2 separate regions of the Homo sapiens genome follow, and region 2 is linked to region 1. Evidence: chromatin loops called from intact Hi-C (ENCODE). Cell type or tissue: heart right ventricle. All regions are shown on one strand. Links, peaks and the distances in the headings refer to the core of each region. The heading gives the core; the rest is flanking DNA.

What was found. A loop is a pair of places that touch in the nucleus more often than their neighbours do. Peaks named below come from ENCODE experiments on the same cell type or tissue, not always from the same donor. Only the 100,000 strongest peaks of a DNase experiment are listed, where the experiment ranks them.
Region 2: a loop joins it to region 1, with 2.1 times the contacts of the local background. A loop is called at or near these places in 5 of 110 quality-filtered maps.

The regions. Positions count from the first base shown.
Region 1 is chr6:118,457,337-118,473,823 of GRCh38, reverse strand. CEP85L (centrosomal protein 85L) reads left to right here. Exons shown (of 13, transcript NM_001042475.3): 11 at 3,180-3,287; 12 at 4,521-4,752; 13 at 8,256-13,052. The coding sequence ends at 8,419. It overlaps LOC105377971 (a long non-coding RNA gene), which reads right to left and starts at 6,365. Exons shown (of 5, transcript XR_001743824.3): 1 at 6,284-6,365. In heart right ventricle, for the core only: no CTCF peak of the experiment used is centred there; no DNase peak of the experiment used is centred there; H3K27ac peaks cover 4,005 bases.
Region 2 is chr6:118,387,428-118,403,914 of GRCh38, reverse strand. No RefSeq gene overlaps it. Among named protein-coding and RNA genes, the nearest start is that of PLN, 150 kb to the left of the region's middle. In heart right ventricle, for the core only: no CTCF peak of the experiment used is centred there; no DNase peak of the experiment used is centred there; H3K27ac peaks cover 812 bases.

The DNA of each region.
Region 1 (16,487 bases), core at 3,942-11,941:
GACTCCTCACTTACCTCACATTTGACAGCAAATTCTACTACCTTGAAAGTATGTCTAGAATCTGACCTCTTCTCCTTGCCTCCTCCATTGCCACCCTGTTCCAAGCTGTCTCCCTTTCTCATCTGGGTTATTTCTTCATGCTTCTACCCTTGCCTGTGCACAGTATACTCTCATTAGGTTAAGTGATCCTTTTGAACAAAAATCAGATTACATCATGTCTCTGCTCAGAACTCTTCAGTGGATCCTCATTTTTTTTTTCCAGAATAAAAATCAAAGTTCTTATACTGATTTCTGAGGCCCTATACAATCTGTTCTGCATGCTGTCTTCCTTCTCTGACTCTTTCTCCTACTATTCTCAGCCATCCTGGCTCTCTTGCTTTTTCTCAAACACAGAAGACACCATCTGTCCCAGAACCTTTGTACTGATAGGAACTCTGGATATCTCTGGGACACAATCTCTCACTTCCTTCAGGCCCTTGCTTACCTGAGATTTCAGTCTCCTGACCCTTACTGTGCTCTGTTCTCCACAGCACTAGTCAAATTCTAATACATGATACTGTGTAACTTGCATATTTATTTTATTTCTTTTGGTCTTTTTTCTCCTAGTAAAGTTCCACAAAGGCCAAGAGTTTTGACTGTTTGTTCACTGATGTATCACTCAATGAACAGAACAGTGTTTGGCAATGATTTTTGCATGAAGGAATGTCCCTGTGAATTTCTTATATGGTATGCATGTTTATGTGTGTATATATGCAGTAAAAATGTTAACATAAATTTTCTTTCAAAATAGTTCCTTTTAAATTGGGTTTGGGGATTATATAGAATCTGGACTAAGGCACACCTGGTTTTCCCTCATTCAAGCTATTTGTAAATGGGGCATTTCTGGATACTTACGTTAAAACAACAAATGTGCTTATTTCCACTGTTCAACTTCAAACATGATCATTATAAAGACCTTGTAGGTTAGTACCTTGGCAGAATTTTTAAATGTCATGATTAAACTGAGAATTTGAGAGCTGTTGTAGGTGTTTGCAAATTAATTTTTAATTTTATTAATCCCCTACATGTCTAGTGAATGATAAATAGTTATTGTAAAATTCACAAGGCCAAACACTCGTTTCAGAAAATATGAGATATTTCATTTATGCATTGTAAAGTACTACCAGTTTGAGCAAGTATATTTTAAGAGCTTAAGAGATTTCAAAAAAATGCTCTGCAAAAAGTATTTATAAAATAACGCACAGTATTCTTGATAGAATTTTTCTTGTTATCTTTTAAACATATCTTAATACAATTTAGGATAGAGAAGTAATTAATGTTTTAGGTGAAATGTTACTGTCAGACAACTATAGCACTCATACCTAGTATTATCCTAGACCAATTTGTACAGCACTTGGTCCTTTCAGGATAAGCCTATCTGCAATGTCTTTTACCTATTAAAGTGCTTCTTGATAACTGCCCTTCAACTCAAGCAACATATGAGAAATCTGATTTTCCTTTTTGTGATAAATGGCAATACTGCCAGACATTTTCAGTTTTTCTGATGGAGAAGATTGCCTGTTTCTGCACTGATTAAAATCAGTCTTACATAGGGACATATTAGTTGGATTTATTAGCTAATTATTAGTCACATTCAACATGACTCTGAATTGGTAAAAATATAAAACTCTTATCTTTTAAAGGACTGTATTCTGTTACAATGTATCATTATTATAATTATTCTGTTATATATAATAATTATATTGTGAAAACACCCCTCGAGTTTAGTTTTTTTTTTGTTAGAATGTGAGTTTGAGTAGTGTGTCTATGATGCCCTTCTTCTGTAATTCTAATAAACCGTCACAAATCTTGAGAAAATTTAGGTTGAATTCTGGATTCCAGCCAAATAATCTTGTTAGGCCAGAAAGGATAGATCTTCAGCTAGGTAAATAACTCTCCATGTTCATTTAATCAAATAAGATTTGAGTCAATCTAATGAAGTTACAAAGGAAATTTCAGTTTTCAATAATACACGTATTCAGAGAGCCCCTTGTTGACTTGGTGCTTTTTTTTTTTTCATTTTTGTGGAATATAAAACAACTTTTCCCTAGAAGGAGAAACACTTGTTATAGAGTTTGATTCATTTCTGTCCAACTTCTGAGTTACTAAATGTAATATTTTTTTCAGAGTTTAGCAGACAAATGAAATTTAAAAGCAACAAGTTTGAGTATCTGTTACTGATAAAACTGCTTTATATTTATGGAGTCTTATTTCAACCCATGGTGATAGCTATCTTTTTTTACTCCATCCAAAGATAATGTGAGGAAAATATCTTTATAGTAGATTGTGTGCTATTTAGGTGGTCAGCAAACTGAAGTATTGTCAGAATTGAGACTAAATACAGACCTGAAATAAAATGATAACCTCTCTTCTGGTCATATGTTTATTGATTTTGTGGTCTAATAAAAGGAAAATAGTTGATAGAAACACTTAGAATTCACTAATAACTACAGGGTGTATGGCAATTTTTTCTTTTAATATATTGGTGAAAAGACTAACCAAAGACTCAAAATGTCCTTTATGCTGCTTTGGCGTACTCACAATAGTGTCATGTCTAGGTAATTTGCAATTTTATAAGGAGTAAGAAGGAGATTAGCTTATCAAATTCCCATAATAGACCTTTGACCCAGAGTTCACAGTATATTCACTGCTTGGATTACTATACAATGAAAGACGGGAGCTATGTTTCAAATGATAGAAAATAGGGATGATATCATGATCTTATTATCTTGCATCTCATTAACTGTAAGCAAAATGTAAAACAAAAATATAGATTTGTTGCTAATACACTCTCTACATATAAAAAGTTAATGAAATAAGAACTGTTTGTAATACCATATTAAGTAGGAACTTCAGATTTGACATGTTTTATACAAATTAAAAACTTCCTTGGTAAAAACTGTAATTTAAAAAAATCCAAATGTATTCTGGGAAACCAGCATTTCTTTTTCTTTTTTATTTGGATTCAGCCACTCTCTAACTGATAGGGATTAGTTTAAAAGTGAAGGCTTCATCTTCCAAGGGGATGGGGAGGAAAGAAGATTTAAAGTATTCAGAGCCAACATTCCTACTTCTTTCTGTTTGAGATTTTTCTTTACATGTTAACCTGTTTTGCTTTCCAATTTTTTTAAAAATTCTAGTCTATGCAAGGAAAGCTTTCTAAAGAGAAACTGACCACTCAAAAGATGATGGAAGAGCTGGAAAAGAAAGAAAGAAATGTACAGAGATTAACAAAAGCATTGCTTGAAGTGAGTAGAAGAAATTCAATTTTGCTTTGAAAGGATGATTCACTATAAAATGCTTATTTTATAGATATTAATAGAGCATTTTCAGATTAAAGACATGATTTTGATATGCCTGTTAATTAATTCCATTGTTTCTTACCAAAATTATTATAAAAAGACAAACCTTTATTTATTTTGTGTTTTAGAATACAGTTTCACATAATTATAGTACAGTATATATTTATTATATTTATTAGCTGGCATTCATCTATAAAAAAGTTTTTTTCCAATCACCCCAGGCTATTGAGTTATTCTGAAATACAGTTCCAATTGGAAAGCTAATTAAAGTTACCTTTAATTAGCAGTTTTCAAGATAAGAAGGTAGCAGTTTTGGGGATCAGCAATTCAGAGTTGTTGGTTTTTTCTTTTTTTCTTCTTCTTTGATTTTATACTTGTTATTTCTTTGTCTCTCGCACCGAAGTTTGTGGTTCCTATCAACATTAACATAGATGCTTCCCCCCACCAATATGCAAAAAGTAGTTTCAAAGTAATTAAACCACTATTGCTACTAACAATAAAAACCACAGAGTGAGGTTCAAAGTTACTTTTTAGTTCTTTTTATCCTTGGAATAAATCTCATTATAGAAAAATACAGGCTGGGTATGGTGGCTCACACCTGTAATCCTAATACTTTGTTTTGGGAACCTGAGGTGGGCAGATCACTTCACCCCAGGAGTTTGAGACCAGCTTAGGCAATGTGACAAAACCCTCTCTCTACAAAAAATGCAAAAATTAGCCAGGCATCATGGTGTTTACCTGTGGTCCCAGATATTCAGGAGGCTGAGGTGGGAGGATCACCAGAGCCCGAGGAGGTCAAGGCTGCAGTAGTGAGTCATGATTGCGCCACTGTACTCCAGCCTGGGTGACAGATTGAGGCCCAAAAAAGAAAAATACATACACAACCAACATGCTTATTACGTGAGAGACTCCTAGAAACTGAGACTGGATTTATGTTTCCTCCCTTGGATATACGCTAAAGCATCAGATGGCACAGAGAAACAATTTCCACTATTTAAATTGTTATTTTTCTATGTGTTTTTTTTCCCACTGCATATATGTAGTTGAATTTGGTTAATGTGCATATAATATGACTCCATCGTTTTGTTTATAGACTTGGGGGAGAATGTTAACCTGTATGGCTTTGAGTACCTTTCCTCTGTTCTAACAATCTGATGTTTGTTTTCTTTATCCTTGCAGAACCAAAGACAAACAGATGAGACATGCTCTTTATTGGATCAGGGCCAGGAACCTGACCAATCTAGGCAGCAGACAGTTCTTTCCAAACGGCCACTATTTGATTTGACTGTGATTGATCAGCTGTTCAAGGAAATGTCCTGTTGTTTGTTTGACTTGAAAGCATTGTGTAGTATTCTTAATCAGCGTGCTCAGGGCAAGGAGCCTAATCTTTCATTATTACTGGGAATAAGATGTAAGTGTCTGATGACTTGTCCTTATTTTGTGGCAATTAGAAACCTATCTTCATGAATCAGGAACTTCCGACTGCCTTTTCTCTGTTTATTTTTGTAATCTCTTTTCCTACTTAGAATCAGTCTGTGGGTTTATGTATACCTGTTATTACTTCATTGCAAGAAGTGAGTAGGGTTATAGCTGACATTAACTGCCACTTGGTAGAATGCCTGGTGATGTTTCCTATGTTGAATCTGTAAATATGTGAATAGAGTGGTAGTTAGGTGTGACTTCCCATTTTCTCTTCCAAAAATAATGATTCCTTCTATTTGCTTTCATGTGTTAGTTGTATAGATTAAGTGACCCAACCATATTGTCCACTGGTAAAATATTTGAGAAATATTTTTGCTTTCCAGTGCAGTATATGTTCTATGGCAGCTGCTTCACGTGAGTGCCAGTGATTTCACATGAGCCAGTTTTCACAGCCTACAAATCTGTTGCCTTTGTCATGCGTACCTGCTGGCTTAATGTGACACCCATTCACTCTTGGCCTCAATTCTGTCTTCCTCCACACATAATTGTGGGAGCTGCCACAGTAATAATCCTAGTGTCCCTTTCTTTCTGTGCTACTTTTGCAGAAACGCTCATCTCTGTACGTGGTTCCAAATCAGGATGTTAGTCTCTTTATAATAGAGAAGAAATGAACTTGGAAGGAAATAGGAATGCAGTAAGACCATATAATAAGGTTTATGGGCCAACGTGTATTTAGTAGCTGCCTAATATTATGGTTAATAATACTGGTTTTGTTTCAAACAAACTGATTTTGTTTCTAGTTTCATCAAAAAGATTCCACCATTTTGCATCATAATAGTTATTTTGGCAAATCAAATAATGCTCTTGACCAAAGTATATCACTTGTTAAATGAAACATTATCTGTGCTCAACTATGTCCCTTTCATTTCATAGACATTTGTACACATACACAAATGTGGATATCGAAAAAACACATAATGTTTAAGTATATTCACTCACGGAGTAAACATTTATCAGATGCCTTCTATGGTCCAGACACTAAGTAAGTGCTGGTAATGCAGATAACCTGAACACAGTCCTTGTCCACACATTAACCAAATTATTAGAGCATTCTGATAGGTGCTATAGTTGAGATGTGGACAAAGGACAGTGGGAGCACAAGAGGAAAAAAACAACTAAATCTACGTGGGAAGGGCTGTGGAGACTCCACAGAGTAGTTGGTGTTCAGTGTCGCTCTCAGACGAGGAAGAGGAGAAGTTTGCCTGGTGAACATGGAGTGCTTTAATATCTCTTGGGAGCAAGAAGCAAAGCTCACACACAAAGGGAACTCACTTTCTTCATGATTTTAGAGTTGGTCACCCTTTTAATTACTTTAGAGTCTCCTACATTTTCACTGTCATAAGGTAGCATTTGTTAAGTTTTTCAGTAATAGAGTAGTAGAGCTATCCTAATGTGAATCTTACCACGCCCACCTCCCAATACTCCTTCTAGTCTTTAAAGTTTGACCCCAGAATCCTTACCTTATATTTGGCATTGTGAAAGTTTTACCAGCCAGTTGATTTGTGAAAAACCAGTCACTTCATGGCTCCATTTACTCACCCTGTCCTTCTGAAAACTGTGCACTACCTTGGTTTCCATGACATCATTCTCTAGGTTCTGCTTCTGCCTTTATGACTGCTCAGTCTCTGTCTTCTGTGGACTTCTCTGCCACTTAATTATTGGTATCCCCAGAAGCCTTTTGTTACTGGTTTTGTGTTTGTTTCTTTTTATTCAGTACTTTATCTGAGTGATCTTATCCACTCCTGTTTTTTCTGTTACTGCCATACCTTTCACCTAGACATTTATCTCCTTTACCCAGACATTTATCTCCTCTGGGCTCCAGATTATATTCCCATGTATATTAGAACTGGCTATTTCAAATGCATCACAGACTCTACACATTCAAAACCAGAACACACTTTCCTTCCCTCCCTGAACCGGTTCCTCTTCTCAGTGAGTAACACCACCATTCACCTGTCACTTGAACCCAGAATTTATTCTCCACTCTGCTTTTTCCTTCATCTGGCGCCTGTGCCCAATCCCTGCCCATCACTCAAGTTGATGATGATTGAGTGCTATCAGTTCTGTCATCTGCTTACTACATCTAACATTCCTGCCCTTCTATCTCCATTGCACTATTGCCTTAATTTAAGTTTTCATAACCCGTCACCTATACTGGTCTCTCTGACAACCATCTTTCTCATCCCCTCCCCCTAATCCATTTTACATTGTTGCCAGACAGATCTGTCTAAACTATGAACCTGGTTTCCTAATGCCTACACTGCTCTGTGGTCAAGATAGGTAGCTACTACCTACCTCTATAGCCTTATTTCTTGGTACTCTCCTTTGTCACAGTTTGTACTCTACCATTTTAGAGCTAGATACTGATTTTCTTGAGGTTTCTCAAATTCTATCATACTGTTTTGCTTTCTGACTCCACTTTTGTTCATTTTGCAGTTTGGCCAACCCAGTGAACAAGCAACTGTTACCTCTCCAGTTAGGACTAGTTGTTTGTTTTTTTATGCCACTGCAACTTGTATATAGTGGTAGGTTACCCACAGTACCTCACTGTGTTCATTTGTTTATGAAATTGTATGTAAAGCATCGAGAACAAGCCACTGTGTCTGTTCCTTTTCTGACTTCAACATCTAACATAGTTCCTATATCATGGCAGATGTTCAGTTAACATTTGTTAAAATAACAGTCACTCACTGACTCTTATGCCTACAATAAACTACTATGAAGGTATAAGGAGAGGTTTCTTTTGTAATCACTGGCTCTGCCTGATTTTATGTTGAGATATGCTTACAAAGAGAAGAACTGAAGTAAATAACTAAAAGCTGGCTGACTCAAGGCCCTCAGTTATTCAGCCATTAGGCAACCAGCTATCAGCCTGATTAAATTGTTTGGGATTGTAGGGTCCCAGCTTTCACTCTTCCTCTCCCTCTTCCTCTCCCTCTCTGTCTCTCTCATTTTCCCTCCCCGCTCTCCCTCTGTGTGTGTGTGTGACACTTACTATGTATTTGAAAATTAATATTTTCATGGCAGTAAACCCACTTTGCAGTCGTAAATATGTAAGATACCACCTCTTACTACACAAATGGTCTTCAGATTTTGCCAAATGGGAAAAACTGAGTGCTCTAGTTGAGCTTGAAGAGAGACATTAGAGTATGCTTTTTTTCACTTTTGGAATATTGTTACCCATTAAACATGCTGAATTTGTGTGTATCACTGTGTGCATTTAATTCAGTTTAATTTGTGAAATTTATAAAGGACCAAGTGGATAAGATCTGTTTAATATTGAATGATGCATGATTTAAACATAACTTGAACCTGAGCCTCACTGGTATTCAGTGTGTAGCACTGTATTTCCATGATGATTAAGGTGAAAAATTCTAAAATGTCTTTGTTCAAAAAAATGTGAGATATTCTCTCTATGTTTTATTTACACAGCAATGAACTGTTCAGCTGAAGAGACTGAGAATGACCACAGCACAGAAACACTCACTAAAAAGCTGTCAGATGTGTGCCAGTTACGAAGAGACATTGATGAATTAAGGACTACAATATCAGACCGCTATGCTCAGGACATGGGAGACAACTGCATTACTCAGTGATCAAGTGTTAGTCCCACAGCAATAATGACCTGTTGTTTAAATGCTGCTGTGTTATGGAGCCATAATGGAAGGTTGCAAGTGACATGACTTGCACTTAGGGATTTTTTTTCTGTGGATTTGTTTTGTTGAAGGGGAGAAGGGAAGTGAAGAGATTTTGAAGGGGCTTATCTAATCAGGCAAAAAGAAAAAAAATCAAATTACCTTTGGAAAATATGATAAAATCTACAAGGAAAAAAATGTCTATATTCTCAAACTACTGATTGTAGGACCAAGCTGTGAAGAGTACCCTTCACATGAAGGAGTAGGATTCCTTTTAATCCTATAGCTTTGTGTGTTTGTGTGTGCATGTATGTGTGTTGTTGTGTGTGTGTGCACGTGCTTTATTCACAAATTTATAAGGGTTTCTAGGGTCAGAGCAGAGCTTCTGAGAAAGGCACACGCTGTTTATTCTTATATTTCTTTCATATAGAAGCTTGTGTTGTACTTTGGGATTTTCAGTGGCTGGCTGAACAAGAGTTCAAACAGCAGGCAAGTGTTGTCATGGTAGTACAGGAGGCAAAACCATTTATATTTTGAACACTTACTGCACTGATAGGATGTTTGTGGTTGAGCTGATTTTAGTACTGTAGATAGGTCAGCTGTTTTTCCAGAGTGATTGTGGATTTCCCAAGAGGTGTGAAATTTTGACGTGATGCTCTTTTTCCTTAGCATTGTAATGTATGTGTTACAAGAAAGGTTAACATAACTTGAACTAATTTTAACATGTTCCTTACTATTTACAATTTTTTATTTATATGTTTTATATATATACATATATAAATGTAAACAAAGCCATATATAATTAATAAAGGCATTGGATCATTATTATAAAAGGAAGATTAACAAAGTTACCCTGGAACAATAGCTTACTTATCCAAATCTCAACATTTACATTTTAACAGTTTTGTATGTTTCAAAGTTGAAACTACTGTAAGAGAAAGCCAATACTATTTATATCTGAATCAACAGTAGCATAAACATTTTTTAATTGAGATTGTATTTTAATCCCTTTTGTTAAAGTACATTAACAACAGTTTTTCACAGGATATGAACTTGGCGAAATTAGTTCTTAATCTGAATTACAGGGTATTACTATGAAATGCAGTTGATTTTGCAGTAGACGTACAGTCATTTAAACTTCCAAATGAGTGTTGTCCATGTTTCTGTTGGTATTTTGGAAGGATTATACATTTTATTGCCTTCAGCATTGATTATGTTCTTTTGAATATACTTAGTTTTGGCGAAAGCCTTGTCCTTTGTAAGTTGGTTTGATCTTGTGATGCAACCAAGTCTCATTTAGGTCAAGACTAAATAAGAGATGGAGGGGTAGAGGGTGTGACTCAAGCAGGATAATATTGATTTGATAAAGAGCATATCACATGCCTGTTTTCTTGCCAGATAAAGGGCATAGCACATGCCTGTTTTCTTATATACTAGAATAAAGGCTCTCCTAGGAAAGATTTTTCTTAAATATTTAAAAGTGAAAATGTGAGACAAGGCCTTCAAGGAGACTACCCAGGAAGATACACAGTTTAAAATGTTGGCTATACAGCTCTCAATAGATTATTTTATAGTTATAGTTGAATAATCAGTTATAATACACTGTAAAGAAATCAGATTTTCCTTCTGTTTGGTGTCTGAGTCCTTCCTGCTCTTCTTACTTCTGAGAATCTGGGCACTAAGAAATCAGTAAGTACATTGTAGTGCTCCTGCATCCCAGAGTCCTTAACCTAAGGAGGGTCTTAGTCACTGGTAAGAACTTGGCTTTCTAATTATATTCACTTGGTTTTTAACATTAGTAGCTTGACGATAATCAGGGTATAGTAAATTTCCACCAAAAATGTGATGCGAAGAATTCTGCCTTGGTCCTTTATGGTAAAACAGATAATAACGTCTAAAATAGATCAGCCACAAGTGCAGCAAATATTTTTACACTCTCTTTGAATAGAATCCCAACCACCCTCCCCCATGATTTTAGAAATAAAGGCTTCCTAAAATAATAGAACAAATTGGCAAACAATCACTAATTGGACCAGTAGGTTCTTACTTAAATATCTCTCCTAGATTTTTAGTGTATGTTTTGGGATTTTATGGGTTTATTTATTTTTTTTTTTTTAAGCAGACGTTACAGTTTGTTTTAATCTACTATAGATACGTTTTTGTTTTTTGGCTTAGTTGGGGATAAAATAATTTATTTGTAAGTTAGCTTTCTAAAACTTAGAGAAAGTAATTTAATTCACGTATCTTAAAAATAAAATTCCAAAGTTAAAAAATTTCTGACTTAGTAGGAAGTTAACAAAACTACTGCTGATGCATTTCAGTTTCCAAAATCTGTACCCTCCCCCCATAAAAAAGGGAGTTAAGATGTGCTAGTTTAAGTAGTTAGCTGAATTATAGATTGATCCTCTTAAAATCTGGAGTTTGTAAAGGGGCCTACATAAACAGTAGATAGACTTGGAGGGATTTTGTGGGGGAATTGAAACTAATAGTATTCTATCTAGTTTGTCAGTATTTACTTTTTGATTTTTATTTTTCAGAAAATTTTCCTTTCCCAGGACACCCTCTTGTATTAGAATATCCTCTTCTGTATCACATTAAAAACAGATTTTACTGTTAGACCAAATAAGATGGGCAAATAGCAACACTAGAGCATCTCACCCAGTTTGAACTAGGATGTTCGTGGAAGTTATGACACCAATATATTCCTGAAATGAAAATTAACCTAAATTTTAAAGTGAATCTATTTGAAAATTTACTTAGATAATGAAACCTCGTTTTAATTGTGCTTTTTGTGAATCCAACACTTGTTTGCTTAGAAAGTATCTTATCCAGTATTAATATTTTGTTCTTTTGGGTTTTAAAGTTGAGCTTATTCAGCCTCAATCACATTACAGCAAGCATAAAGTAACAGTTGACTCAATGAAAGACCCAAATTGCCTGTACAGATAAAATTCACTGAATCAAAGGCACAATAGCTATCTTTTCACTTGAGCTCAGAAAAGTAAAATGGCTTAATTTGAACTATTAATTTTCAGTGGCCTCTAATTAAACAAAAACAAAAAACCACAAATACTGGCTAGGTAAGATATTCCTGAGGTCATTTTAAAAGAAGTGTGGCACCTAGGATTCAATATTTAATGCTAACAGTATTATATTTTAGTGAAATTTATTTTGGTGGTGACAGTTTATTAAACCTAATTAGACTTCTTTCAATAGCTTGTTGTAGAGACAATCTCAAGGGCTGGAAAGTGTTGCTAAAATGAATGTCATACATTTCTGATATACTAAGGAGCTTATAAAGTAATTCTTTCATAGTGCAAGAATTATTAATTTCTTAGAGGATGTTTTTAAAGGAGCTACTTAATTGGGAAAATGTTCTTTAAATATCAGTAATAGTTCATTAAGTAACATAGTAGCTAAGAACATGGACTATATTTTCACAGCATAGTTCAGCTTAGGCACACCTTTAGTTTGGATTATTGGCATTCTCTTACGTAGGAATTATATCATTGTAGATATGTAATTATGGTAATAAGCAATTTTCATAACCATGCTCACTCAGACTATATCATTTGAAACTGCCATGTTTCCATTTTTGACAATTCATGTTCACAAAACAACAGGAACAATTTCCTATTTGGTATAAAGAGCAAAATTTCCAACTTTGCCCCAAAATGCCATGGGTGGCATATTGCCATATGATTATATCATATATTTAATCATGTATGGGAAAGATTTTGGATTTTTTTTCTTATTTAAAAAAGTGCTAAATATAAGAATATAGTTTTAAATCAGCAAGTCTAATAACACTATTGCAGCTGTACACAGAGAGAACCTTTTGTGCCTTTTTGCCTGCAGTAAGCATTTATTTCTATTTTACATGAGTTCTAAGAATGTTGATGATTATTGCACCTTGTTCTTCTGTATATAAACTTGATTAAGGAATTTTTTTTTTTAAAGCAAGGAGCCGTTTTTTGTTACTAGGTGGATACCTTAGTAAACATGAGGGGAATTATCAGATAGATGTCTTTGGAGCCCAGCCTTCCCTGTGTAGTGAGCTGGAAACTCCTTTAGATTGTATTCATTGGTGTGTATGTATATGTACATATATGTATAAATAGTTAAATACATAAACATAAAACTTAACATCGCATTGTTGTGATGACAAGAAGTAGTAAGGTGCTAGGTGGTTACATTAAAAAGCACAGCACAGTGTATAATCAGTCACTATGACTGGTGGTTTTGTAAGCTGGGTTCAGTTTTTGAACCACCCAGAATACCTCATGTGTAAATACAGTGTTCATGACTTAATTGAAATACAGTTATTGTTTAAAAAAAAAAAAAAAGAATGTGAAGCCACTGGTTGGCTTATGCCTTCTGATCTATCATTCTTGCCTCTTTTTTTGTAAAGGGGTTTTCTTCTTGTTGTTCTGTTTTTTAATAGGGTTTACAGCTAGAATTTTGAATGCCAAAGTTCTATTTATTAAATTAAGAAAAAAGTTTTCAATGTTAATGGCTAGTATTTTTCCACTGGACTATTGTTTGTTGATGTTGGAATTTGTATTTACAGAGAAATAAATTTTTTATAAAAAGATTTATGTCCTCTAAGAGCCTAATGTTAGTATAAGAATGTATTTGTACTTTCAGACTCTCTATTCTGAATTCTCAATGACAAGAATGTGCTGTCTTGACTTTTAGGTGAAAGCTTTGTATAAATGCACAGGAGAATCTTTGACTAAAACATGGAGAATTCTGCCTTCTATCTTATAATTTCTTTCCAATTACAAAAAAGCTTTTTCTCAGGGCCTTCTCATAAAGGGTACTGAGATTTTCTGATGGCAGGTACTGTAACATAGGAAATCATGCCTGTGTCCATTTCAGTTAATAGCACAGTGTCTCCTTTCTGACTTTCTAGAATCCCTGTTTAAACCAGGAGTCTTCTTTCTAGTTTTCCAACAGACAGAATCTGACTTCAGTATTCTACGTTGCTGAAAGTTTTGGTTGGCAAGTTAAATCTTTTATTTTCCACCCTCTAATCAAAGGTTAAGAACGTACTAAGACATATGCAAATAAAGCCTACAGGGGCCCTGACATCTCAGCTTTGGTGGTTTGCCAGTCTAGTCTCAAAAGTGCCCTGCGGATGGCATCCTAAGTCCTTGTTCTAACACATGTGGGTTATAACCTCAGTTTTTTCTTTTTTTTATTCTTTTTTTTTGTGACGGAGTCTTGCTCTGTCCCCCAGGCTGGAGTGCAGCGGTGCAATCTCGGCTCACCACAACCTCCGCCTCCCAGGTTCAAGTGATTCTCCTTCCTCAGCCTCCCGAGTAGCTGGGACTACAGGTGCGTGCCACCATGCCCGGCTAATTTTTGTATTTTTAGTAGAGATGGGGTTTCACTATGTTGGCCAGGCTGGTCTCAAACTCCTGACCTCGTGATCCACCTGCCTCAGCCTCCCAAAGTGCTGGGATTACAGGTATGAGCCACCACGCCCAGCCTATAGCCTCAATTTCTACAGGCAGTTGGTTAATGTTTGGATTAGCGGTATCTGTTACCAGTTTAGATAATTTGGCATTGCTCTGTTGGAGTGTTTAATGAGTTAACTCATTAAAGTTAACAGGGAAAGAAACACTTTGGAGATCCTGCATCACAGGCTACTTAGGTTGCAAGCAAATGTCTTAGAAATAAGAGCAGGAAGGATAAAATCCTAGAATATTACTAAGGTGACCGGTAAAGAAGTTTCTCCTTCAGAATGAAAGGACTATTTTTGACCTGGAAAAAAAGTTTTTTGATAGGGGAGGGAGGTGATCAACAAAAAGCTTTTGATAGGGTACATCCTAGGATTTTGCCAATAGTTTGAATTTCTTTTATGACAAGTTTCCCCAACCAAACAATCATTCTATGTCGAAGAGCAGAGGACTCAGTTAAAAAGAGGTATGAAATAGGATGTTAATAATGGCACAACATGGCAGAGTGGATCCAGTAGAGCAACAGTTTACAAATGAATAGCTCTCTCACATGTCAGTTAAGACATTCTCCTTGATTTAGAGGAGATTCCAGTTTTGGAAATTATAGTAAAAGTTTTTTAAAAAAAATTTAAGTAAAATTGCTATCCTTGGCAGATACCTGATGTGATCACAAAAAGAAAAAATCTTTTCATTTTAGCCAACATGTTTTTAAACAATCTCACTTCATCTCTGTTGAGTACCTGCTAATAAAAGTTTTAAACTAAACGTACACGTGTCCTTGACCAGGAAATTCTACTCTTAGGTGTTTATTTGAGATGAATAAAAACATGTTCACAAAGACTTGTAGATGAATGTTCATGGCAGGTTATTCAAAATAACCCCAAACTGGAAACAGCCCAGAGGTTCGTCAGTAAGATCTTTCCATCCAGAGTTGAAAAATAGCATTCTTTTACAACCTTGGGTTCTAACTGATTGAGAGTCACTTTATTCTATATACTTTTTGGAAAATGGAGTAAGTTTAATACATAACAAAGTAGTGGATAGGAATTGGGAAACAGACCTCCCATTTACCAGAGGACTTTGGTTTACACTTCCCTCTGGAGGATTGCGCTTTGTCATGCTGCCACCCTTGTTCCATGGGTCTCCCCAGTTAAAGTGAAGCACTTGGTCTCATTCTTCTTGAAACAAACTTTTTATATCATTGTTTGTTAATTGTTTGAGTGCCAGTCTTCCACCAGACTTTGAGCTCTTTTAGGACAAGCACCTTGTCAAACTTTGTGTTTAATTAGCAACTAGGATAAACTCACTTCCAGAAATGTGTACATACCTGCCCTTTACCCCAGGGTGGAGGAGCTCTATTTTCAAGGAGAAAATGTAGTCTTTTAAGCACAGCCCTAGAAGGACATGGAGCTTTTAATGGAAAGAGGGTATAGTGATAATAAGTCCTACTTAAGCAAGTTGCATTTTAGTATCTCCTGCAGCTGTACACTTTCTACCCTTCTGTAGGTCCAGGCCACAGGATTGGACACAGTTGTTTCCCAGCTCCAGTGCTCTCAGAGGATAACATTCTCACTGGACTTTAGGCCAGCTGCATAGATATTGTAAAAGCAAATCGAAAGTCTGGCTTAAAAGAGGAACAAAATATCAATTCTAAAAATCAATGCATGGCTGGGCATGGTGGCTCACGCCTGTAATTGCAGCACTTTGGGAGGGCAAGGTGGGTGGATCACCTGAGGTCAGGAGTTTGAGACCACCCTGGCCAACATGGTGAAACCCTGTCTCTACCAAAAATAGAAAAAATTAGCCAGGCATGGTGGCTGGTGCTTGTAATCCCAGCTACTTGGGAGGCTGAGGCAGGAGAATCGCTTGAGCCGGGAGGTGGAGGTTACAGTGAGCCGAGATCGTGCCACTGCACTCCAGCCTGGGTGACAGAGTGACACACCATCTCTAAATAAAGAAAATTAAAAGTGAATGCAGCTGGGCATGGTGGCACATGCCTGTAATCTCAGCTACTTGGGAGGCTGAGGCAGGAGAATCGCTTGAGCCAGGAGGTGGAGGTTGCAATGAGCCGAGATCACGCCACTGCACTCCAGCCTGTGCAACAGAGTGAGACACTGTCTCTAAATAAATAAATTAAAATAAAATAAAAATGAATGCAGCTGGGCATGGTGGCACATACCTGTAATCTCAGCTACTTGGGAGGCTGAGGTGGAAGGTGGAAGGGTCACTTGGGCCAAGGAGTTCAAGATTAGCCTGGGCAACATCACAAGACCCCATCTCAAAAAACAAAAACAGAAGGCGGGTGGGGGTGGGGCGCAGAAAGCAAGTAACAAGTTACACCCAAAGAAACTAATCAAAATAAAGGCAGAATTACTTTTCAAAATGAATGAAGTTGCATCTGCATATATACACACGTCTAGAATATTTTAAATAGTACAGTTGACAACCCTCGTAAACAAGGAAGCAAGGTAATTTACATTCTTCATTCCTATACTGACCATATAGTCATGAAACATGGTTGTTTAGTGGCCTGTGGTGACTAAAACACTGCACAGAAGTGTGTC
Region 2 (16,487 bases), core at 5,700-13,699, 72 kb after region 1:
GCAATATATTTTCACTCTCTTACTTACAGGCCATATAAACTTTCTATCCCTAAGTCAAAATCTGGTGGACGTGGACCTTGATCACTTCTCCTTTCCACAGGATATCAATACATTTATGATATTATACTGATAGGACTTAGTGAGCAGGCTGCAGGAACTGCTCTAAACATCTTGGTAAGGATACATGTGCCAGAGGGCGGGAAATAAAAGTTCACAAAAAATCCCACAAAAATTCACAAAAATTCAAGGGTGTTGTATGACCCAGCAGATCAGATGGTACTTGAAGTGTCTGTAACAGATAGGGATGCCATAGGAGCTTTACATAGCATATATAGGTGAATTATAGTGGTACCTTTAAGATTTGGAGCAAAAGCATGACGTGCTCTATGGATAACTGTTTTTCTCTTGAAGGGAACAGTTCTTGGCTTGCCCCTGGGCACTAGTAGAGGCTGACCATGGACTATCAAATTACTGTAAGACCTGAATTGCCCATCATGAACAAGATGTTTTCTGACCCACCAAGCCATGAAGTTTTACTTGGATTGTAGCACTTCATTATTAAATGAAAATGTTTTATATGAGACTGGGCTCATTAACTGGGCATGAGTAACTAACCCAAATGCCTGTGGTCTCTACTTCTGCTACATAGCTTTCTCTCTCTCTCTCAGTCTTCATCCGTGGCCTCATAGGGGGTTTCCTATGACCAGAATGGAGGACAAAAACATCTGAGAATTATTTATAGATGATTCTGCACAATATTCTGGCTATACCCAAAGTGATGACTGTAGCACTACAGACCCGCCATGGGATAACCCTGAAGGACAGTAGGAGAAAATCATCCCAGTGAGCAGAATTTGCATCAGTGCATGCACCTCGTTCTTCATTTTAGCTAGAAGGGGAAATGACCAGAAGTTCCGTTCTATACTGATTTATGTTGGTTGCTAATTATTTGTCTGTATTGTCAGGAAATTAGAAGCAGTAGGACTGAAAGACTGGTGATGAGGAGGTCTGGGGAGGAGTTATGCAGATAGAACTCTGTAAATGGGCAGAGTGTGAAAATACTGTAATCTTAATCTAGTGTCAACTAAAATGCCCTTCTCTTTCCCAGTTTTCTTTCTAGGAACATCTAGGAAAGGGTTTACCCCCTTTTTTTTTCTATCCTATCTTTCTACCTGGGCCACTGAAACTTCAACTTTTTACTGAAGGAAATTGTAATTTTCTTCTCATTTTTTTCTGTCTGATTCTGTTTAAGATTCAAACTTGCTTTTTGCAGTGGTCTTTCTCCTTGAGTCTGAAAAAAATAATTTTCTATAGATTGTCTAACACAGGCTTTCAAAATGTCTTCTTTGGAATATAATAACTCCACTGGTATTTTTCACTACAACTCAAATAGTTGGTATATACCCTGTAACATGAAAGATCCATTCTTTGTCTACATTATAATAAAATATATTTATTCCTGACTAGGCAAGGTTACAATCATGTTCAAAGCATAGGTAATTAATTCAGAATCAAATTGAAACAACATGGTAGAGATGATTCTTGATGCCTATGTTCAAGCCATTTTGGCCTACTCCCTTGAAATTATATCTTCATTCTAACTGGTTATAGTCCAAAGAAGGTAAATTTGAACAGAATTTGAGCTTAGCATAGAAATGCAAAGTCCTGAATGGCAGCCACAACAACTACAATACCATTACTTTGATTATCTCCTGCCCATGTTTTATAGCTGTAGTCTGGTTAAGTAATTTTTTTAAACAATTTTTTTGAGAATTTTTCTTCCCATTTATGCCTATCTTCTAAGGTTCTGATGGCCCTGAGACCAACCTTATCAACATGCAGTAGGGACTTTCTGCCCTATGGTCCCTAAAGAAGTAAAGCCACCACTCTAGTATAAACTCCCAGAAAGACCCTCTCTCAAATACAGGAGTGAATTTCTCTACACTCAAGGACATTTCTTCTCATTCAACTTCAGTTTCTAGAAAAACCTACTAATCCAAAAATGAAGCCATTTCTTTCTAAATGCAGACTGGGCCCTGTGCCTTAAGTTACTAGGCAACACTGTAATTAATACTTAAACATTTAAGCTTGTGGTATCATGCCAGTTACCACTCAAACTCCTGAGAGCACCAGCCACAAGAAGCACTCCAAAACACTAGGCTCCCCATGGGGTTCTTTGCCATCCAAATGCTACTTTCTCATCAAAATGTCCTATGTTGGTACCTAGGGTACTAATTACTTAGAAGTAACATTATTTCTAGGTCCTTAATCAATTGAACACAGCAAAATGAAGTAAAATGCACCTTGCAGTAGAGTTTCAGTCTTGTTGACTTGGTAACCCCTAACAAATATTAGATGGTTGAGCTCAGGCTTAGTTGGCACGAGGCCTCTTATTTTCTTCTTCTTCTAGGCCCTGTTCCTCACGTGTAGGGAGGGCTGTTTCTGCAGAGCACACATTTTACTCAGCCAACCATACAGAGGATTTTGATTGTTCAATAGTCAGTGTGTGGCGGAACAGAGAGGCTGGAATGCTGCTGGGCTTTTGATGCTGTGCCTCAGCCTCTCCTGGCAGCATGGTCAATGTGTGTCAGCTTATTCTTCTTTTCCCAGACAGATTTCTTTTTATTCTAATAAGGAAGAATCCATAAAGGGACAGTGAGAAGATCTAGAAGTATTCACCCCAATACTGCTCTGTCCCTATCGAAATGTAGAAGGAGAAGCAAGTATTCTCCCAACAGATATCAACTGAAATGAGGACAAAGCTCTTGTTTTCACAAAAGTTTTCTTGTTGGGTGTTGTAAGTGGATGAGCTATATTAGAAAAATATTCTTAAAACCTCAGAAGCTCAGTTTTAGCTGTTAAATTCCTTTGCAAATAGCCAATGGATTAATTTATTTTAGCTTATTATAAAGCAGGATAGGGTATTTCTCTTGCTTGGTTCCTTTGAGCCCAGAGTCTTAGAAATGGGAAATCTGGTTTATACAGAAACAAGTTCAGTTCTCAAGGTCAAACAGCATACTGATAGAAAGTCTTTATTTATTGAATCTGCTTACTCTGCCACACATCAAACAGTGTTGTCCATATGCCTTTCACACAAAGCAAGCCGTGGGATATTGCATAAAACTGCTGAATCATCGTCATGGTACAGATGAATGCACAGTTTTCAGGAGACAGCTCTTCTATCAACAAAGATTCCCTGAGCAATTTCTTACTATATTCCATATGATGCTGAGATAATTCCTGGGGATATAGTGATTGGTGTTGTATTGTCCTTACCTTTCACAAACTTCAAAGTGCCAAGTTAATACAATATTTAGTCTTTTACATACAATCTTATAAATTACATAGAATTCTGGTTGATAAGTGCAATAAGAACTCTTTTAAAGAGCACCTTGTTAGTCCACAGATCTGGTAACAATATAAACCAAATTTCAACCCCCTTCCAGGCATCTCTGTCACTGTAACATAAGAAGAATCGACAATGCTTCCCACATGAATATGTCACATTATATGGTGTTTACCAGAATTACCCAAGATAAAATGCTTATTGGCCATGTGAAAAAGGGAATATATTGGCTTAGGTAACTGGGAAGTCCAAAGAGCATCTGGCTTCAAGCAAGTTTTAAATTGTGTAATGTCATTAGTGTCCTGCTTCCCTTCATGTATTATCATGTGTTGGAGAGATGGCCAATGGTAACCTCAAGCCTATGTTTGCAACTCCTTATCCCAGCCAGCATCCATTCATGACATTTTAAGGAGGACTCTGTCCCAGTTTGGTTCAGATGTTCATGCCTGACCCAGTGGCCAGGGACATGGCCAATGCTATGAAGTACTACGACTGGTTAGACTCAACTCATGGGCCCACCCGAGGCAAGGAAAGGCTGGGGTCTGTGGACTCCCACCCTTTGGCCCAACTACATGAAATGAGAAAGAGGAAATTCCACAGAGAAAGGGATGATCATACAAGATGAGGAGGGAAAGGGTGATGGGAAGCAAAAACCAAAAAGTATCCAGGGAAATCGCTCTCTAAAATAGGTCTTTCCAATCTATTTACACCTGGAAATAGCAAGATTCTTATTCTGTTAGGTACTAGGGTGCTGGGAAATGTTAGAAACAACTGAAAGGCTGGAGAAAAAAAGCCCTGATTTGTACCATGTGGCAAATTCCATGGTATAAATACTCCTATATGGCTGCTCCAAGCTGCCAACCTCACATGACTGCACATGGAGCTCGGAAGATTTAATGTGTAGCAAGCAGCACAGCATTATATTCCATCCCAGATACAATGCCTATAAATGACCCCTAGAACACAGGTAATAGTAAAATGCAGTAAAATTATGAGGAAGGGATGAGTTTTTATTACATTTGTTTTCCATACAGTGTATTTAATTGCAAGTTTATATCATATACTTTTTAAATAATGGTTTTAATATCCCAGCTCTCATTGCCTCAATTAATTTCAAATTCTTCCTACCTTGGATAGTTTACACATTTACCGGTCTGGACTCGAGAGGTCCTCATGAAATTTTTGATTATCCAAGTTATATTTTTGATAGGGCAAAGTGCATTTCTCTCTTTTCTATTTTTAAGTGGAAAGTAAATATATGTTTTCTTAACTCTTAACAACTCTTCCTCTGGCTACCAGTAAATTTAGCTACACTGAAATAGAAGAACTTGTTCAAGATTTAATTGTCATTTTTTAGATAAACTCTGAAAATATACAAAACATATCCCCACAGAAAATAGGTCAAATACAAACTACATCACATTAAATGAATAAAATATAGCCTTAGAGGGACTGAAACGTGATAAAGTAACATCACTAGTTAAAACCAAGAACTCAATATAGATACATTGATAAAACAAAAATAAAAGCAACTTACTGCGGAACTACTCTTCAAAATTCAAGGAAAGAACATGGAAAAGTTCAAAGACTTGCTAACCACTAGCTCCTATTTCTTTTTGAGGGAAGAGGCCAGAAAGGGATCAGAAAATTTTCATTTTGTGTTTTGATCTACCTCTAAGATAACATATTCTGCAAATTTTCGTGACCCAAGTGGATAGGCTGAAATTACTCAGAGAAAAACTGAAAGAACTCAAAGAAAGAAGAGCTTGTATTGTCAGATGAATTATTTTTTATTAGTATGTCAGGGGATGAAGGGTGTGCAGGGAAACAAGCAAGGATGAGCGATCACTCTGGTCAAGAAGAGAATTCTCATCTTAGACCTTGGATTTAATGTCCAAGGTCCAAGGTTGGATCTATGCAAATTGCAAGTTGCACCAAATTATTTTTATAGGCACACTAGAAGGCAGGGGGTTTCTTCTTGTCCATGACTAGTAATTTCTTAAGAGAGAAAAATTATAAATCCCACTCTCACTTTGGGAGTCAAATGCTATTATCTGGAACAGTTGTTCTCTGCACAGCAGAATAACGCCACAGGCAACAGAAATATTTCTCTTTAATTAATTTTCACCAGGATCACTTTTGATTACAGACCAATGTTTAATCCAATTTTCCTACAAGTTGTGTGGGTTTGGCTTTCCCCAATGTTCTGTTTATAGCTTCTCAGTGTGTTGCTTGGAAAATGATATGAAGTTATAAAGATAGCTTAGTGACTTCATCCAAGACAGGAGGAAACAAAGAGGTGGCTCAGGAATTAGAAAATCCTTTTTAAGTGCAGTTGCCCTCTTAGGAATGGGTAACAATGGCAACCCCGTGAAACAAGCTACCACCCTCCTCACAATAGGGCAATTAGCTTGATGTGTTCAAATGAACTCATCTACTTCAAGAGTATGTGTTATAAATGCTCCTTGTCTCTGAAATTCTCTCAATATGTATTAAAAAATCCCAGTGTCTTTATTCTGGGCTATGAGAAATCTGCAGGAAATTAGAATATTGTGAAAAGGAAAAGATGACTGCTCTGAGACCAAAAATTTATCCTTAAACCTCCCAGTGCATCTTTATTCAGAAGAATGTTTCTGGATGGAAGTTACTATTTCTCAGCTCTGTGCAAGGAAATATTGAGCAAAGGTTCACTGAAGTCTGCAGCTGTCAGTTCTGGAAGCCCTGTGAGGTTGAGGAAATGATGCTTCTTGCCAACTTTAAGCAGGACTTTATAATCTGCTGACCTGGATTTAGTGGTCTCTGGGCTTCAAAAGGGTGCAACCAGGGCAAAGCAAAGGAAGAGGTGGGACTATGTGAAGAAAGAATGTAGGGTCTGACATTTGAGGAAGGAGCTTCATACTCTGAATCCAAGGGCAAGAATGAAGATCTAACCAGAGTGCAGGAAATAGGGAGGCGTGGAGCTATGGAAGAGAGAGAACAGGGAGGTGACCCAAGATGAACCCCTGAATTCATCTCTGAATTCATCTCTGTCATCTGGATTTCCATTTTCACAGGTCAGAAAGACCAATGGTCAGATGAGCTTGTTGCCTTCTTTCTCCTCATTTCTTGCTCAGATTAGCTTATGGAGGCTAGTCTGGGAAGGTCTCTTACTGGAGGCCACAGGACTGCTATGTCCCAGGAATTAGGCAATGAACCCACGAATGTCAGAAGGCCATTTGTATAAGAATATGGTACTCTGTCTTAGGAAAAATATGATGATGGGATGTAGATGTAGAAGTGTAGAATGGATGAACTTTGACACAATAAGGTATGACAGTAAAACGCTGTGTAATATCACTGTGGGATTGATGGTTTGACTGTAGCCAGGCCTGCTGCAAGCTTGGTGACACAGCAATAAATAGGAAGCAAAAGTGCATATGTACAATTGAGCAAGAATTTTTCATGCGTTAATAGGATGAATCCTTGAGTACTGACAGCATAAAAGGCTAGGCTTTTGTAACATAGATAATTTTTTCCCACAGATACTAACTTTACACAAATCTTTAGGTGGACATCTGTGAGAAAAGAGGAAGGCCTCAGGAACTACTTCCACTCACTTATATCAGTTAATTCATTTACTCAACAAATATATATAAGCACCTGACATGTGCCAGGTGCTGTTTTAGGCACCAGGAATATAGCAGCAAACAAAACATGCAAAAATCTCTGCCCTCTGAGAGCTTATATCTGGCAGGGGGAGTGAGACAATAAAACAAAAAAAATTGGTCTAGATTGAAAAAATCAATTAAAAATATTTGTTCAGGAATACATATACATGTGGTAAAACCATAAAGAAAAGTAAGAGAATACTAAACATAAAATTGTTGGTTTGACAGTAAGCTGAAGTGAAAGGGACTATAGATGCATCTGAGAGGTCATACTCAGGTGTTCTCAGGCCAAGAACAGCCCTTTGTGTTCTTGTGAGTCCTGTGAACTCAGCTCAAACGCATTTCTGTTCTGTATAGCGCTTAGCACCTTATCAGCCCAGAAAAAGACTGTGATTGGATGTAGGTAATTGAAAAAAAAAACTCCTAGTCAGACAATTTGTGTGTGTAGGAGTTGGACTAATGTCTCTGAATATTCCAACAGTCCAACTTCTAACCAGGGTGTCTGTATTCATCAGCATGGGCTGCCATAACAAAATATGAGGTAGTTTATATGATGAGGTAGTTAATATGATGAGGTAGTTTAAACAACAGAAATTTATTTTCTCAGAGTTCTGGAAGGTACAAATTCCAGGTCAAGATGCTGGCTGATTAGTTTCCTGGTGAGCGCTCTCTTCTTGGTTTGCAGACAGCCACCTTCTTACTGTATTCTCATATGGCCTTTCCTCTGCGGTGAAAAGAGAGAGAGAGAGAGAGGGAGCAAACGCAAGTTCTGGTATCTCTCTTTTCATAAGGACACCAATTCTAAAGTACTAGAACTCACACTTATGACCTCATTTAACCTTAATTACCTTTCTATATAAAGATCCTATCTCCAAATACAGTTACAGTGGCACTTCAGTATGTGAACTTGGGAGAGGGTGGGCCCAATTCAATTTATAACAATGCCTATGATAATGTATTCTGCTGTGAAACATTCTTCTGCTAACATGTTCAGGACGGCCCTCTGACCTGTGCACTTTTGCTTTTGCCACTTGTTCTCTGAATCCTTGCTTAAAGTCTGCCAAGTGCTATATGAGGTAGTTGGAATGGAGTTTCCACAAACAAACAAGCTAAAGCTAATATTTTCATCATGTCACTTTCATTCTTCTCTTATGAAAATTCATCAATCTGCTACTGGACTTTCAGATGAAAACCTGCATTTTTATATATAATTCTACTATAATTTTAGATTTATCTGACCATTATTGTTTGGAATGGTCCTAGCAAAGAATCTGTTTTATCAAATTCATGCCCTTTTAAACATGGCTGTTTATTAGCTATTTTTCTTTGTTTTTATTTTGTATTACACCACAGCTACTCAGAATTAGAGTAATCAAATTTCTGCTTCAAGATACTCATAACAGGCCAGGTGCAGTGACTCATGCCTATAATCCCAATAATTTGGGAGATTGAGGCAAGAGGATTGGTTAAGGCTAGTAGTTCAAGACCATCCTAGGCAACATAGTGAGACCCCATCTCTACAAAAAAAATTGAAAAATTAGCCAGGCATGGTAGTGCACATCTGTAGTCCCAGCTACTTGGGAGGCTGAGGCAGGAGGATGGTTTAAGTACAAAAGTTTGAGGCTGCAGTGAGCTATGGTCACACCACTCCACTCCAGCCTGGGTGACAGAATGAAATTCTATCTCTAAAAAAAAGGTTACTCATAATATTACTCCATATATGGCCTCTTTTATATCTTTGTTTGTTGGTTAGTTACCTTTAATAATGTCATCAGCATTCATGAACCTGCTACTCAGAAAAAAAAGCTAGCCTACATATGCCTTTTTGGTCCCCTTCCATGGTAACCTGTTGCTTCCCCTCACTTAAGGTAACCTCCATCCTGAAGAGGTGTTCATCATTCTCTTTTTTTTCTTTTTATTAAAATTATTTTTAAGGTTACAAAAATGAATATCAAATTGTATGTTATCTTCTAGGAATTAGTTTTATTCACTTAATAATATATAGCTAAGATGCTTTCATATTATTGTCTGTTATTGAAGGTCATTTATTTTAACCACTCTATGAAACTTTATGTGAATATAATACTGTTTATTCACCAGTCTCCTGACATGAGCTCTTGGGTTTTCTACATGTTTTGTTAATATGAACAATGGTGCTATGTGTATTGTTTCTGTGGAATTGTTGCTCACAGGGGGTGTGAATGTTCAACTTTATAATACTGCCATTGTCTGAATGTTTGTGTTCCCTCAAAATTCATATGTTGAAATCCTAACCCCCATGGTGATACTGTTGGAAAGTGTTACCTTTAGCAGGTGATTAGGTCATGAGGGTGGAGCCCTCACGATTGGATTAATGTTTTTATAAAGAGACCCAGAGAGTTAGCTATCCCCTTCACCATGTAAGAACACAGCAAGAAGGTGCCATCTAGGACCTGAAAAGCAAGCCCTTACCAGACACCACATCCGCCAATGCCTTGATCTTGGACTTCCCAGCCTCCAGAACTGTGAGAAAAAATTTCTGTTGTTTATAAACCACCCAAGTTATGGTATTTTATCTTAGCAGCCCGAATGGACCAAGACAAATATCAAATTGCTTTTCTCATGGTTTTAACATTTTGCATTCCCATCAGCAATGTAAGAGATCCTGTGGAACCACATTCTCTAAATACTTGATATTGTAAACTTCAAATTTTTTTGCCATTTAAAAGAATATAATATGCTATTAACTGTGTTTTTGTATTGTGTTTACTCCATTGCTAATGAAGTTCAATATTATTTCAAATCTTTTTTGGCCATGTGTATTTCCTCTTTTATGAAATGCATGGGTGGAATAATATTTGGAAAGAGATAAAATTAGAACCTTTCCACATTTCATATACAAAATCAGCTTCAGGTCAATTGAGAACTTCAATATAAAGAATGAAACTTTATACTCATGTTAGAATATATAAGTAAATATGTTTTAGACCTTAGTGTAGCAGAAGAGTTCCTTAACAAGACACAGAAACTATATCTATAAGACCATGATAAATTTGATTATATTAAAGTTGAGAAATTTTATTCATCAAAATACATATTCAAGATGTGAAAAAAGTTACAGAATGAAAGAAAATATTTACAATACACACTACCAACAAAATATTAGTATCAAAGTAATATCTACATTAAGAACACCTCTAAATCCTTAAGAAAGACATAAAAAATCCTATAGAAAAATAAGCCAAAGGCATGGAGATGTATTTCTTTTATTTCTCATTATATACCAATCTATTTTTAAAATTAGATATAATAAGGAAAAATGATTAAGAATATGAACTTTGCATTTTAAAAAAGCTATGGTTAAAATCCTTGCCCTGGTACTGATTAATTGTGTGATCTTTGGCAAGTTTTCTTAAACTTTCTAGGTTTCAATATTCTCAGCTGTAAAATGTTATTGTGCCATTAATTGATGAATGGATAAACGAAATGTGTTATATCCACACAAGAGAATATTATTCAGACATGAAAATGAAGTACTGACAGCTGCTACCACATGGATAAACTTTGAAAATATTATGCTAAGTTAAAGAAGCCAGGGACAAAAGGCTGCATATTGTATGATTTGATTTACATAAAATATCAAGAACAAGCAAATCCATAGAGACAGAATGTAGATTATTAGTTGCTATGGTTTGAATGTGTTCCCTCCAAAATTCATGTTGAAACTTAATCCTCATTGTGATGGTATTAAGAGGTTGGGCCTTTTGGAAAGTGGTTATGAGGGCTTTGCCCTCCCAAATGGATTAGTGCCTTATAAAGGGGTTGAGGGGAACAAGCTAAGTCCCTTTTTCTTTTTCTTTTTTCTTTTTTTTTTTGAGACAGAGTCTTGCTCTGTTGCCCAGGCTGGAGCACAGTGGCACAATCTCATCTCACAGCAACCTCCATTTCCTGGGTTCAAGCAATTCTCCTGCATTAGCCTCCTGAGTAGCTGGGATTCCAGATGCCTGCCACCATGCCCAGCTAATTTTTGTATTTTTAGTAGAGACAGGGTTTCACCATGTTGGCCAGGCTGGTCTTGAACTCCTGACCTCAAGTGATCTGCCCACCTCAGCCTCCCAACGTACTGGGATTACAGGTGTGAGCCACTGCGCCTGACCTCTTAGTCCCTTTTTTGTTCGTACCTCCCTTCTGCCATGTGAGGATGTAGCAAAAAGGCCCTCACCAGACATCTAAAGCTAGTACCTTGATCTTGAACTTCCCAGCCTCCAGAATTGTAAGAAATAAAATTTCTATTATTTATAAATATCCAGTCTTCTGGTATTTGTTATAGCAGCACTAATGGACTAAGACAGTGGTTTCCAGGAGCTGTGGAGTGGGACAATGACTGCTAATGGGTGTAGAGTTTCTGTGGTAAGGAAATGTTCTGGGATTAGATATTGATGATGGTTGCACCATCTTGTGAATATACTAAAACCCACTGAATTGTACTATTTAAACTGGTAAATTTATAGTGTGGGAATTCCATCTCACTTTTAAAAAAGAAAAAAAGTTATTGTGGGTCAGGCGTGGTGGCTCATGCCTGTAATCCCAGCACTTTGGGAGGCTGAAGTGGGTGGATCTCCTGAGGTCAGGAGTTCGAGACCAGCCTGGTCATCATGGTGAAACCCTGTCTCTACTAAAAATACAAAAATCAGCTGGATGAGGTGGCGGGTGCCTGTAATGCCAGTTACTCAGGAGGCTGAGGAAGGAGAATCATTTGAACTCGGGAGGTGGAGTTTGAAGTGAGTCGAGATCGCACCATTGCACTCCAGCCTGGGCAACAGAGTGAAACTCCATCTCAAAAAAAAAAAAAAAAGTTATTGTGAGTGTTATATAAGACAACTCATGTAAATGTCTCAGCATATTGTCTGCCACATAATAATCATGCAAAAATAATAGGTAGCTTAAAAAATGAGATTCCATTTTCTTCTGTTTTACTTTATAGCTATGAATATCTCTCTCCAGCATATATATTTTTTGGACTCGGATTTCATATAGCATTCTCCTTCAGAAATAGAATCAAAAGAATTATGATAGCTATCCATGTAAATAATAGTTACCATTTATCGAGTGCCTGCTAGATACTAGTCCCAACACTAGATGTTTTCTACGATTTACTTGTTAGATCTGTAGAACAATCTTATGAGTTATCCCTATATTACATTTGAGAAAACTGGGGTTTTTTGGCTCGATATCAAATAACCAGCTGACCCAAGATAAAACCAAGAACTGTTTTTTGTTTTGTTTTGTTTTGTTTTGTTTTTTAGATGGAGTCTCACTCTGTCACCAGGCTGGAGTGCAGTGGCATGATCTTGGCTCACTGCAACCTCCACCTCCTGGGTTCAAGCGATTCTCCTGCCTCAGCCTCCTGAGTAGCTGGGACTACAGGGGCGTGCCACCACACCCAGCTAATTTTTGTGTTTTTAGTAGAGACGGGATTTCACTATGTTGGCCAGGATGGTCTCAATCTCTTGACCTCGTGATCCACCCGCCTCGGCCTCCCGAAGTTCTGAGATTACAGGCATGAGCCACCGCGCCTGGCCAAAACCAAGAACTTTTAAACTCCCAAAGTCTACTTCTTTCTATTATATCATATTACACAAAGGCATAAATTGCTGTGGGAAAATGCTGAAGAATGCCAAAGAATGCTATGAAGCAATTGACTCTCATCTAGTAATATGTTCAGACCATTTTAAAATAAATCTTTCTATATAGATTTTTTTTCTTTGAACACTAGAGACTATTTTATAAATAGACAACTGCTATTGCTGCTGGTAGTAGTTTGCTCCTGATATTCTCCTAATTTCCTTTCATATACGACACAAAATATGGATTAACTTATAGCATAAAAGAAGAACCAAATTAGTCATAAATGTCAATTCTGTGAATAATTTTAATTAAAGCATTTGAAATTCCCTTATCATAATTTTCCACAGCATCTCTCATAATTAGTAAGAGCTCTGAACCAGTACTATGGTGTTAGAAAAATTTGTAATCAACTGCATATAATTGAAATATCATCAATAAGAATAGACTGTAAAATCATTGAGTAATGTAGTCTTCCAGCAAGTCAGCTTCCACAAACAAACCTCCATGGAGGTTTTATTTTAACCCCAGGCTTTTTTTGATCTGCTGGCAACCACAAGACTTTGAGCTAGGGCTGAAGACATCACAAGAAAAGTTTCTTTCATGAGATGATCCTTTTCATCATTGTATCGAATTCTCTTATCAGTTCTTATCAGAAGTGTGGCACTTGGGGTCAACAAGCTTTCAGAAGCTGCCCCAAAATGAGGCCGAGGGAGTTTGAATGGAAAGTAAAATGTCCCCTTTCAACTTGGGCAAGCTGCATGTCATATATGAGAGCCAGTGTTTCAGGAAGAACAGCTCTATTCCAAGTATATCAGAAAGCTGGCATTCCACATCACAACTGAGCCTCTTGTATTAAGGAGAAACTAACCTTTGTTGGTGCAGTTTATGAGGGGGACACTATAATATTTACCTTCCATATGCATCTCATTCATCCAGTACCATTGCTCCTCTCTTATAGCCAGGAAATTGAAGCTGAAAGCTGTTAAGTAACTTACCTACACAGCTAGTAGGTGGAGGGGTCAAGATTATAACTGGCCCCCCAAAGTTAGGCTGTTTTCATAACACTATTGCCTCTCAGAGAAATTCATTGGCTAAGCGATGAAGAATATTGTAAACATAAGAATGAACTAATTCTTTTATATATGCCCTCTAAAATAAGATTTTAAAGACATGTCCTGAAGAATTATTCTATTCTAAAAGTAAATATATTTCTATTTGTACAGTTCAATAATCCTGATTGTTATGGAGAACATTTTTTATTCCTCATTCTTTGTGTTTCCAGGGAAAAGCTGCTAGTCTCTTTTCCCACTGTGTTCTTATTCTTTCCTGAGGGAGGAGGATGACCACTGGGAGATTGCTGAGAGCATCCTATCCAGTGTGTTGCTGTGGGGAGAGGGCTGCACTGAGAGATTCATGGGCCCTGACTCTCTTCTGCTTTGCTGGACAACTTATTCTCAGATGTGCTAGACTCCCGTTGCTCTTCCAATGTCTATGTGCTAATCAGCCGTCCCCTCCCTAAATTCTTCAGCTTCCAGAGGACCAGTTTAATTCAGTTGTGGGAGTTGTGATATTTGTGGGGTACTAGGCAGATCATTTTTGCCTTAAGCCTAAACCATATTTCTGACACACTTTATGAAATACCCTCTTGTATAACTTGACAATTTGACATCCATTTGGCTTTGGTCTTAGTGTTTATATTTTATTTGCATCATTTAACTTTATTCTTCTAATAACTCTGGAGTCATTTATTCCTCACTTTCTTTCACAACCCACCTCCAGTCTTTCAGCAAAAACATCTTTTCAAAAGTTAACCTGAGTCCATCTTTTCTCTTGGCCTCCCATGCTATCACCCTGGTCTGAGCAACCTTCATCCCTGGCCCGGGTTACTGTTAGCACCTCTTGACTTAGACATGTGTTTCTGCATTTCCCTCCCAGAGCAAGAGTGAGCCTTTTGAAATGTTGCTCCTCTGCTCAACACCCTGGAAGGCTCCCCTTTTCACTAGAGTAAAAGCTAAAGTCATATGGACAGCCCCATTTTCCTCTGTGACTTGTCACTTACTTGCTAACTCCCCTTGCTAACACAACTCCAGCCACACAGGCTTCCTTGGTGTTCCTTGAAAACACTAGTCACATCCATCTCAGGCTCTTGACCATCTTATTCTTCTGCCTAGAACACAATTTCTCTAGGCACCTATTCATTGAACTCCCTCATCTGCAAGTCTTTGCTCAAATTATTGCCCTCTCAATAGGGCTAACCAGGACCATCCTACTCAAAATCACAAACTGTCCCCCACTCTTGTGCTCACTGTCCTCCATAATTTTGTTTTCCATGACATATTTGTAACATAGATAATTTATTTATTATATGTTTTGTTTGTATTATGTCTTTCCAATTGAAATTTCATAAGCTTTACTGTATATTTTGTTCACTGGTGTAGTCCAAGTGCTTGGAACATATTTGTTGAATGAATGAACAAATGAATGAATATGAAATTATAGATTTCTGTACTTTTTCTATTTCCTTCCGTTTTTTTGTTGTGTTTTGGTTCTATTTCCTTCCAGCCATTTTTTTTATATTGTGTTCTCTTTTTTTATAAAGTCATGCTAAAAACAGCAAGGAGCAGGCAATACACACAAATGTGCAGTTCTGTTCAAGCAGTTACCTCAGAGCTACCGGCTCAGTAGGTACAGTAGTCCCCTTATCTGTGGTTTCACGTTCTGTGGTTTCAGTTACTGGAGGTCAAATGTGACTCTAAAATATTAAATGGAAAATTCCAGAAATAAATAATTCATGCGTGAGTTTTAAATTACATGCCATTCTGAGTAGGGTGATGAAGTCTCTCACCATCCCACTCCGTCCTGCCCAGGATGTGAATCATCCCTTTGTCCAGCTGTATAAATAATCTATCCATTATTCACTTAGTAGCCACTTTGGTTATCAGATTGAAAAAATATAGTTTTTAATAGTATATATAGGGTTCGGTGCTATCCAAGATTTCAGGCATACGCTGGACGTCTTGTAATATATCCTCCTTGGGAAAGGGGGGACTACTGCATGTTACTGCAGACAAATGTTTTGTGTGGTATAGAAATGTCTCCAACTTCCCAGCCTATAATGTTTATTTCTTCACCACTCACTGCCTGACTGTTAAGCCAATGGCATGCATATTAGATTTTTGTTAAGATAGCACCTATTTCATTTACATACTTCTGCATGGATGGAGTAACACTAGCTTCTGTAACAAATGGAATCCAAAATAGAGTGGCTTAAGAATCCAGAAGTGTGTTTCTCCACCAACAGCCTTGAGGTGAGTTTTGATGGCAGCTCTGCTGTGTGATGTCATCTATACCCTTGGGCTGGCAGTGGCCCTGTTTTCTGCAAGATATGGCTCCCAAGCTTGCTTTAGCTGTTACCATTCCCACGTTTCATTAGCGAGAACTTACCTCATGGCCACCCCAATTTGTGCAATGAAACATAGGAAATGTAGTTCCTCACTGGACAGCTAGGTCTCAACTATAATCCTATTACTATGAAAGAAAGGCGAAATAGTATCAAATTGCAGTCTTAGCACAGGTAGGTATTATTTTTAATGGATAGCTTTATTATTTAAATTTACATATAGAAGTCACGTTTTTAAGTTACACAATTCAGTGTTTTTTAGTGTATTCACAATGTTGTTCAACCATCACTATTAATTGCAGAAACTTTTCATCACTACAAAAAGAAACACTATGTCTATTATCAGTCACTCCCTGTTTCTCTGTCCCCCAAAACCTTCTAAGCCACTAACCCATTTTTTGTTTCTATGAATTTGTATATTCTGGACATTTTATATAAATGGAGTAATACAATATGTAACCTTTTGTGTCTGGCTTCTTTCACTTAG